2 separate regions of the Mus musculus genome follow, and region 1 is linked to region 2. The links are chromatin contacts, found by Hi-C or POLR2A ChIA-PET in ENCODE. All regions are on one chromosome and are shown on one strand. The core of a region is the stretch at or near the end of the contact, and the rest is flanking DNA. Distances in the headings are between cores, read along the strand shown. Region 1 holds the start of Smad5 (SMAD family member 5). Region 2 overlaps Gm40961 (a long non-coding RNA gene).

The links. Hi-C counts contacts between places; a loop is a spot of excess contacts on that map. ChIA-PET counts read pairs that join two places held with the same protein, here RNA polymerase II (POLR2A).
Region 1: a map of heart shows a loop between it and region 2 (2.7-fold over the local background). The contact joins the promoter of Smad5 here to the enhancer-like site in region 2. A Hi-C loop is called at or near these places in 5 of 37 maps with a recorded cell type or tissue (all heart). POLR2A ChIA-PET finds 5 or more read pairs at or near these places in 3 of 5 experiments (Patski and embryonic stem cell).

Annotation. Positions count from the first base shown.
Region 1 is chr13:56,701,406-56,705,949 of GRCm38, forward strand. It overlaps Smad5 (SMAD family member 5), which reads left to right and starts at 1,605. Exons shown (of 7, transcript NM_008541.3): 1 at 1,605-1,726.
Region 2 is chr13:56,660,809-56,665,085 of GRCm38, forward strand. Gm40961 (a long non-coding RNA gene) reads right to left here. Exons shown (of 2, transcript XR_873496.2): 2 at 2,869-3,912. Among named protein-coding and RNA genes, the nearest start is that of Gm40961, 2.6 kb to the right of the region's middle. Within about 2 kb of position 1,788, at least 1 of the 3 ENCODE cell types and tissues checked has a DNase peak (open chromatin) inside an H3K27ac peak, as active enhancers do; it is heart, where a contact is called at or near this core.

The DNA of each region.
Region 1 (4,544 bases), core at 355-2,854, 40 kb after region 2:
GTTCGGGACAGGACCCCAGTACTCACGAAGTGTTCTTACAAATATGCACACAATTTGTGAAATGATTTTTAATAGTTTCTTGAAGTGAGGAACGGCGCTGATACACACAATATTAAGCAAAGTCGGCTGCAAACATCAGTTCCGAAAAAAGGGCATTCTTTCAGTAGGGTTATAGGTACGTCTGGGAGTTGTAAATCCATGCCAGGCTCCAGAAGCCATGCCTTCCAAGGGCCGGTAACAGCAAAGACTTAACAGCCAGGAATCAGTAAGCCAGGCAGTGTTGGCGCATACAGAGTCCTCCTGCGCAGAGTTTATGATGTAGTAAAGAAGTTTAAGATGGAGACCTGAGATTGCACACTGATGGCCTGTAGGCTATATTGGGACCATGGGCTTGTTTTGTTTGGCTTGTACCAGGGTGAGTCTTCTCAATGTCTAAAAAAGAGAAGGGGAGGGCAGGTCAGGGAGCCCAGGAAAGAGACAAAGAGGCAGCTGATCAGATAAATGTGTGATTTCCTTTTAGTATAGAAAAAGATGCATTTCCAACTTTCTTCGAAAAGCCAGAAGATCTGCCAATAATGGGCGGACACTGCCACATTTCTTCCTGCGGATGGTTGGCTGCAGTCACAGCTGCTGCCTTCCCTTGGTGCTCTCTCTCTAGTTCCCCAGCTCTGGCCGGATTCTCACCTATCACCCTTTGACATGGCTGCTTCCATAAACGCCTCCTCACGGCATTTATTTAATCTCTTCCAAATAGAAACAAGCCGTTGGAGTCTGGAGAAACATGGAAACCGCCGCATTTGTGTGTCAAGTGAGGTGACCCTGGTTCAGGCGGAGGAGGTGGTAATAAAAGTGAGGAGAAACTGTCAGAATTAGGGATCTACAGAATTGATATTGGAGGATGGGATTGACTGGGAAAGGTTAAAAATAGTTCCAATTTACTCAAAAAGAAAACCGGTGTGTGTGTGTGGGGGGGGGGGGGATCAGTTTTAAAGACCTTTAAAAATAAACACGAAACTATTTTAAAAAGCTTTCCCTTGCTGTCCAAGCTGACCGTTTGGAGGGGAAGAGAAGCCAGACAGCCGGATTAGTACAGAGCTACCCTGTAAGACAGCTCGAGCACCTCTAAGCCTCCACTTGCTGAAGCCTGAGAGCTCAAGGCGCTCCCGGCTTCCAGATGTGGGGCGGTGTCCCGTGAACAGCTGGGACTGTGTCCTGAGAAATGGCCACTCGTCCTCAGCTCCGGGTTCAGCACTATCTCCACCTGCAGAGGATTTTCCCCCTTTGGGAGCAATATTAAGGCTACATCTAGTAAGCTGTGTGGTATCTGATGCTCAGCCAGAGGTCTCTGTCTCTTAGGGTTTCTATTACAAATCAATGAAAACGGCGAAGTTGTAGCTGAAGATACTTTTTAACGCTTTAGATTGGCTAGAAAGGTCTCCAGCTCTCCAGAGCGAGGACGACCGTTTCGCTATAAGGCGGGTGAGCTTGGCTAACCCAAGTGCCACTTCCAGGCTCGCTGCGGACAGCAGAAGCCAGGCCTCGGCCACTCCCGACGCGCATGCGCCGGCCGCCGCGGCCCTCCGCCGCCGCCCCCCCTCCCCCTCATCATCCGGGTCCCCGGCGAGCGGGCGCCGAGCGCTTGTCCCGGGGCCGAGCTGCTAATAAAGTTGCGGCGCGTGCACAGCGCGGCGACGGCGTGAGGAGAGCGCGCCTGGGCGGCGGGGAGGTGAGTGAGGGGCCCCAGGGCGGGCGCTCGGGGCCCGGCGGAGGGACAAGCGCCGGCGGCAGCGGCCCGCGTGAGGCTGGAGGCCTAGAGGCTCCCCACGCGGGACCTGACGGCACGGGACGGGGCTCCGCGCAGCGCGGGAGGCCCCGGTGCTAAGGAGGCCCCGCGCGGCCGACGAGGCCGGCGCGGACGAGGCCGCTGCCACCTCGGCGCGCCACCGACGCCCGGGCCCGCGCGCGGAGCCGCGCAGGCGGCCTAGGCCGAGCGCGCGCCCCGCCGCTTTGTGTCTGGGAGATAAGGATCCGCGCTTATCGGTGGGAATTACACTCCGGCCAGCCGGCTGGCGGCGACCCGCCCCTGCGCCCGCCCGCCCGCCCGCCCGCCCGCTCGCCCGCCCGTCACTCTCCGGACGTCGCAGAGGCTCCCTCGCTGCGCTAAACTTTGTGTGAGGAAGCGAAGCAGCTTTTGTCTCTGCCCCGGTCCCGGTGGTTCCCTTGGGCATGCGTGCCCAAGTTCAGACTCCATCCCCTCCCCCTGCCCTTTCTCCTCTGCGCTTCTGGCTGCGCCGAGCCGGGAACCCTAAGCTCTGGGAACTTCCCCGGTGGCGGCCGTCTTAGGGTCAGAGCATGCTCAGTGGCCCGGACTTTTCGGTTGCAGAAGGAGCTGGCGGGGATGGTCGAGGTATTTGGAGGTGTGCCAGCGATCCGAAGCGTGTCTCTGTGTGTGTGTGTGTGTGTGTGTGTGTGTGTGTCCGGTTTGTGATGGCCCCGGCGAAAGGAGTCCCGGCCAACCTGGAAGGCAGGAACGGCCGAACACTGTAGGCTAGATCTTTATCTTGATCGTAAAAGACAGTGTTTCCTGAGCAGCTGGAGGGGGGTGGGGGGTGGGTATTTCTGGCTGCTGCTGCGTTTAGATGGGTGTGGTGCTAAGTATATCTTGTTTATCTTTCTGTGGAAAAAGTTTTGAAGTCTGGTGGAGTTGATCACATCATGCCTGTTGCCTAGCACTATCAAGTGTATGCCTACCTAGCAACGGACACTGGGCGATCAATGGAATTTGTTGGTTGCTTTGACAGAGGCTAAGCGAAAGGGTACATGTGATTTCTTTTCTTTCTGACAGGGTTTTGCTAGGCAGACCTTGAACTCTGGCCAATCCTCCTGCCTCAGCTTCCAAGTGCTGGGATTACAGGGGTGAGCCATCACCAACTCTGGCTGTGTGTTTCTTTTTTAAACAAAGAGTGCTTGGATTTTCTTAGTGTATGGGAGTTACCGTTAAAGTTGAAAACCCAGTAGGTTTAGAAACGCTTAGAGTAGTAGTTGAGGGTTTCTGCTAGATGCCAGCCCATAATGCCTGTTGTATGGAAACAGTTCCTCCATGGAGCAGGACGGTTTCACACTCAACTGCTCTATCAGAGCTTATGATCCAGATGAGGTTAGTAGCAGTAGTAACAAATCACATTATTCCTTTTACCCTTTTTGGTAACATTTTCCCCCTCTAAAATGAACCCCAGAAATTATAAAATTCCAAAACAACTTAGAAGAATTGGTCTATCAAAATCTAACCTATATAAGGTTTGTACATATTAAGCTTAGAGGAAAAATAGTTTTGTAGCCATGCATGGTGGCCCACACCTCTAATACCAGGCAGGTAGACAGGTGTGAGGTCCAGGCCATCTGGGGGACTGCATAGTGAGGCGAGTATGATTGCTAGGTGGTGACCTCCTTGGCACTCTCCTTCTTTAGTGTTTCCCCACTCAGTCCTTTAGATAACTGTTGTTACCACTTCAACTTCTGCAGTGTCTTTGTCACAAATGCCGTTCATCATTTTGTCACTTCCTGTAGGTGAATCTTTTCAACTGACTTTTCCTTCCTTCCTTCCTTCCTTCCTTCCTTCCTTCCTTCCTTCCTTCCTTCCTTCCTTCCCAGACAGGTGTTCTGGTGACCCAGACTGGGCCCAGACTTGCTATGTAGTCCAGAATGCCCTTGAACTCGTACCTCTGCCTCCAGATGCTAAGATTACAAGCCTGTGCCATCACATCTGGTTATTTATTTTGGTTGGGTTGCTCTATCAGCTTCTGGAACCTGTGCACCCTACTGTACCAAACACTCAGATTGAGTTTTCCTTGTGTCCATATAGGATATGGCATAGTTAAAAGAAGGAAGAGAGCAATGAGCCTGGGGAAAGTAAAATGTGTGGTGTGTTCTGGGCCGTCTGGCTGGGGCTGCTTAGCTGGTTCTTTGTGGTGGGGGCGCCATAGCATTGGGTAGATGATGTGTGTGTTGCCTTTCTTCGCCCTCTGGCAAAGGTAGCCATTGATTGCAGTGAGAAACAGTGGCAGTCTGTGGCTAATGAGGTTTGAATCAGATTGTTGTGTGCTGCTAGTTATGTAACATGGTGAGAGTATCATTAAAAGTTGCAGGCTGTAGCAAGGTAGAGAGTGAATTCTGCTGACCCTCCTCCTTGGGCTTTAATTTCTGGGTGAACCCGAGGCACTTTAGGCTACAGCTGTAATTATACCTGGGCAGCCTGTTTCCTGTTTGCAGGATGGACTCAAACATCATGATTTCATGGGATGATATCCTGCCCTCTGTGTTAAAGGCAGCATGTTTCCCCTACTGAAAACAGATTGTAGCTCAGTTGAACAAATTTCTTTTCAATGTTTTGAAGATTAGGCAGTAAAATGACAGTGCTTTACTTCTTAGTAACATGTATTGAAATTTAATGTAAACTTCTTTTCCACATGCAGATTCTTCGATGGTAGGCCTTAGTTTACCAGTGCGGTGTGGATCACAACAGTTCTTGATAACTCTCAGGTGTT
Region 2 (4,277 bases), core at 538-3,037:
TTACAACACTATAACTGTAATTTTGCTGCTGTGATGAATTGTAATGTAAATATCTGTGTTTTCTGGTGGTCTTGGGTGACTCCTGAGAAAGGGTCATTCAACTCCCAAGGAGATCAAGACCCAAAGGTTGAGACCCATTGTTCTGTCAGGTCCAGCTCATTGCCTGCCAACTCAATTTCAGTATTCTTCAGAAGACTCTCCACCCACGGGGCTCCTTGTGTAGCTTTGGGCTGCGCAGAGTAGGGATGAGCCTAGTCGTGGAACCTCAGGAGGAAGAGCTGAGCTTTAAGATGAGAAGCAAAGGGGCTGGAGAGATGGTTCAGCTGTTAAAAGCACTCATTTCTTTTCCAGAGGACCCCGACTTCGGGTCCCAGCACCCATGTCATTTACCTCACGACTGCCTATAACTCCAGCTGCACAGGATCCAACACCTCTGCCCTCCACAGGTGCCTGCACTCACGTATGTACATACCCACAGACAGCTACACATAACCTAAATAATAAAAAAAAAATCTCAAAGAGATGAGGAACAAAAAGCTTGTCCACGGTGGGGTGTGTGTTGTGTGTGTGGATTTGGATGTGTGTGTGTGAATGTGTATGTGCATGCGCATGTGTGTAAATGTGTATATGTGTGTATGTATATATGTGTGTGCATGTGTATAAATGTGTGTATGGGTGCATGTATGTGTGTGTGTGCATTTGTGCATGTGTGTGTGAATGTGTATGTGTGTATGCACGTATACATGTGTATATATACGTGTGTGCACATGTGTAAAGATGTATGTGTGCATGTACGTGTGTGCACTTGTACATGTGTATGTGTATATTATATTCATGTGTATAAATGTGCACGTGTGGGTGCATGTGGGTGCATGTGCATACATATACATTTGTGCATGTGTGTATGTATGTTCACGGGAGACAGAGAACTGAAACCTTTCTCAATTACCCAAATACCCACAGGTTTCAGAAATCCATCAAATACTGTAACTAACAGTGAATGTTTATGATCGCCCACAATTTTTTTTATAGATTCTCGACAAAGAGATAAAGTGAGGCTCTTGATTCTTCTAACACTGTCCTACCATTTTAACAGAAAGAGGCACAGCTGTCTCAAGTCTGTTGCCCAAATTACACAGCAAGGAAAGGTTAGAGGCAGATATGTGGGACTTAAAATGGCCAGACCTGTTGTGTTCTCTCTAGGACAGGCCCCTCCCTATAAGCAGTTCCCAACCGGGAGGCTACAAGCCTTTGAAGGCAGATGGGTGGGTGCTGGGACAATGGCTCAAGCCTGTTCAAGTGCTCAGCCCTCTTAGGTTGGCTATCGTGCATAGAACTATATATAGCACATTGTTGGAAAGAAAGTAAGATTTGCTTTTTGAAGGTTCAGGGGATCCAGACAACCCGAGTGATCCTGACAGCCCCGAAGGAGGGGCTGACAAGACATTGTCTAAAGCACAGCTGGTGTGTGGTGTGGGCAGGGGAGGTGGCCTGCTTCAGGAAGGACTAACACTTCACTCTGCTCAAAATAGAGACTGGCCATTTCCTGAGTGGGAGTTAGCTGAGCAGGGAAGAGTACCCAGCCCTGAAGCCTCTGACCACAGTCTCTCAGCCAGAGAGCAGAAATTAGACAAATGCGCATGGTCCCTGAGGTCTCTGGCTGGGCAGGGATGGCAGGCGAGGTGATTCTGTGGCTGCTTTACTGCTAAGGAAATCAAGGCTGTATCCCTGTAAGAGTGTGAATGCCAAGGACAGGCCTTGAGGAAGCCTTGCTGTTGAGTCGACCTGGCTTCAGGGATTTTGGAGAGGACCAGGGAGGACGCTGTAGGGCACAGTGTACAGTGTGCGCATGCGCGTCCAGGGAGGCAGTTCTTTGAGATGCTGGGCATGGAGGAAGTAGATGATTCTCACATGGGATGTGAGCCTACAAGGAGGCAAAGGCCAGATGATGGCTCTGGTCATGCCAGTGAGCACCCAGAGCCAACAGCCACCGAGGAAACACTAGAGCTGATGCAGAACCCCCACAGGACATAGCCCAGTTCCTGTCATCAGTTTTTCATAGCGGCTGAAGCCCCGGTAGTTAACTAGGGAATACTCTTCTCTGCCAAACAGCTTCCAACCGCAGCCCCTGTTCCAGTCCCACGGGATATCCCCAAACCCCCCCACAGACCCCGTCACTCGAGACTTAATTCTTAGTTTCCTCTAATCGGCCGATTATCAGGGTTAGTAGTGAACTAGAACCCTGAGAGACTGATAGTCACTTCTCATATTGGCTATATACCAGGCGTCATTCTAGATGGCTGACTGCCTCAACAACAGTAGCTGACAAGCGCTGGGTCCTCACTAGAGACCTGGTGTTGTGCCAGGTGTTATACTGACTGTGAAATATAGTGCCCACCCGCCATGCAGCATTAACCCTCTGTGGTTACTTTTGAAGACTGGCTCATTTTCAAAAGAAGAAACCCTTTGGGTTCAATGTGCTAGTCATTATTTTGTCTCAATGACAATACCTGAGGGAAATGATTTAAAGGAAGAGAGAGTTATTTTACATCATGGTTTCAAAGTTTCAGTCCACAGTTGGCTAGCTCCATTGCTTTGGGCTGAGGGGAGGCGGATGGCTGGGCTGCAGGAGGGGGTGTGTGGTGGAGGAGGCTGCTCACTTTGCAGCAGGGCAGGAAGTAGGGGATGGATGGGAAGGATCAGAGACAGGATCTGTTTTTACACAGGCTTTCAGTAGCCACCTTTCTCCAAGTAGGTGCCCCCAGAATACCATCATACCATGAACCTATCATGGGATTAACCCCCTGATCTGATTGGAGCCTTCAGAACCCAGCCATCCCTTCATCTGTATCTATCACCTGGAGACCATTTCTTTAACACATGAGTATTTGAGTATTTCATATCCAAACAATGGCACAATCAATAAGGGACAGATCCTGATCCACGTCGGCTGACTCTACACTGTGGGGTGTCATTTGAAAAAATGCCTGTAGAGTTATTTTGGAAACAGGCAGTTTGAGTGAAAATGGATCCCACAGGCCCCTAGGGAGTGACATTCTTTGAAAGAATTTAGGATAGGTGGCCTTGTTGAAAGAAATGTGTCACTGGGGGCAGGCTTTGAGGTTACAGATGCTCAAGCCAGATCCAGTGTCACTCTCTCTTCCTGCTGCCTGCTGATCTGGTTGTAGAACTCTCAACTACCCCTCCGGCACCTTCTCTGCCTGAGTGCTGCCATGCCCCCAGCTATGATGACAATGAACCAAACCTCTGACCTGTAAGCCAGCCCCAGTTAAATGCTTTCCTTTGTAAGAGTTGCCATGGTCATGGTGTCTCTTCACAGCAACAAAACCCTGACTAAGACAGTCACTATTACTTCATTCCCTCATCCATGCATCTGCTCTGGACATTCACCAGCAGTGCCTCCAGCTTTGCTACCTAATGTTTCTAATACCTCCCCCGAATTCTACGGATGCTGGTCTCACGCTGTGAAAATCCGTCACATTGTGCCTTGGATGTCCTAGCTAATCTTCTGCTGCAGTGGTCCAGAGCACCACACAGAGTACACGAGGCCTGTGAAGCTATGACAAGACAGTCCCCGGTCTGTGCAGTCCCCATCTGTTCTGCAGACTGTGGAGGCTTCCTGGACACCTGGCGTCTATGCTTCCTTTGTTCCGCTGAAGTCAGAGTGAGGCCATCCTTCTCTGCACCACCTCCTTGGCAAGAATGGTAGAAGATTCAACTGCCCTGTTGCTAAAAACAGCATCCCGTTGCTGTATCCAGGAGCCTTTTCGTGGGCCAGTGGTGGACGATTGCATATGATGCATCATCCCTCAGCAATCCAGTAAGAGCAGCCAGTGTCAGAGCCCAGGGATGAGGCCACAAAACCCAGACCTCGCCCGAGGCATTTGCAGGCTAGGGAAAGAAAGCAACATTAGACATATAATTACAGAAAAGAGCAAAATGATGTCAGATTTTTAGATGACAGAGTCAAGGGTCATAGGGAGAGGAATTAGTATGACTAATATCCAGGCTGACACATGAAGTAGTCAGCTGGGACGAAGGAGAGGTCTCAAAATAAAGAGATGTCCAGGCAGAAGGGAAAGCCGGAGGTGAAGGTCCCTGGGCTGAGGTCAAAGTTCAGTATTTTGAGGTCACAGAAAATCGAGGGAGGAGGAGCTGGGGCCAGAGGGTGAGAGATGGCAGATTCTGTACAGGCCCTGCTCTGGAAAGCACAGGGGAGGATTTGGTGCTGAAGAGGGCCAGGCAATAGCTGCACA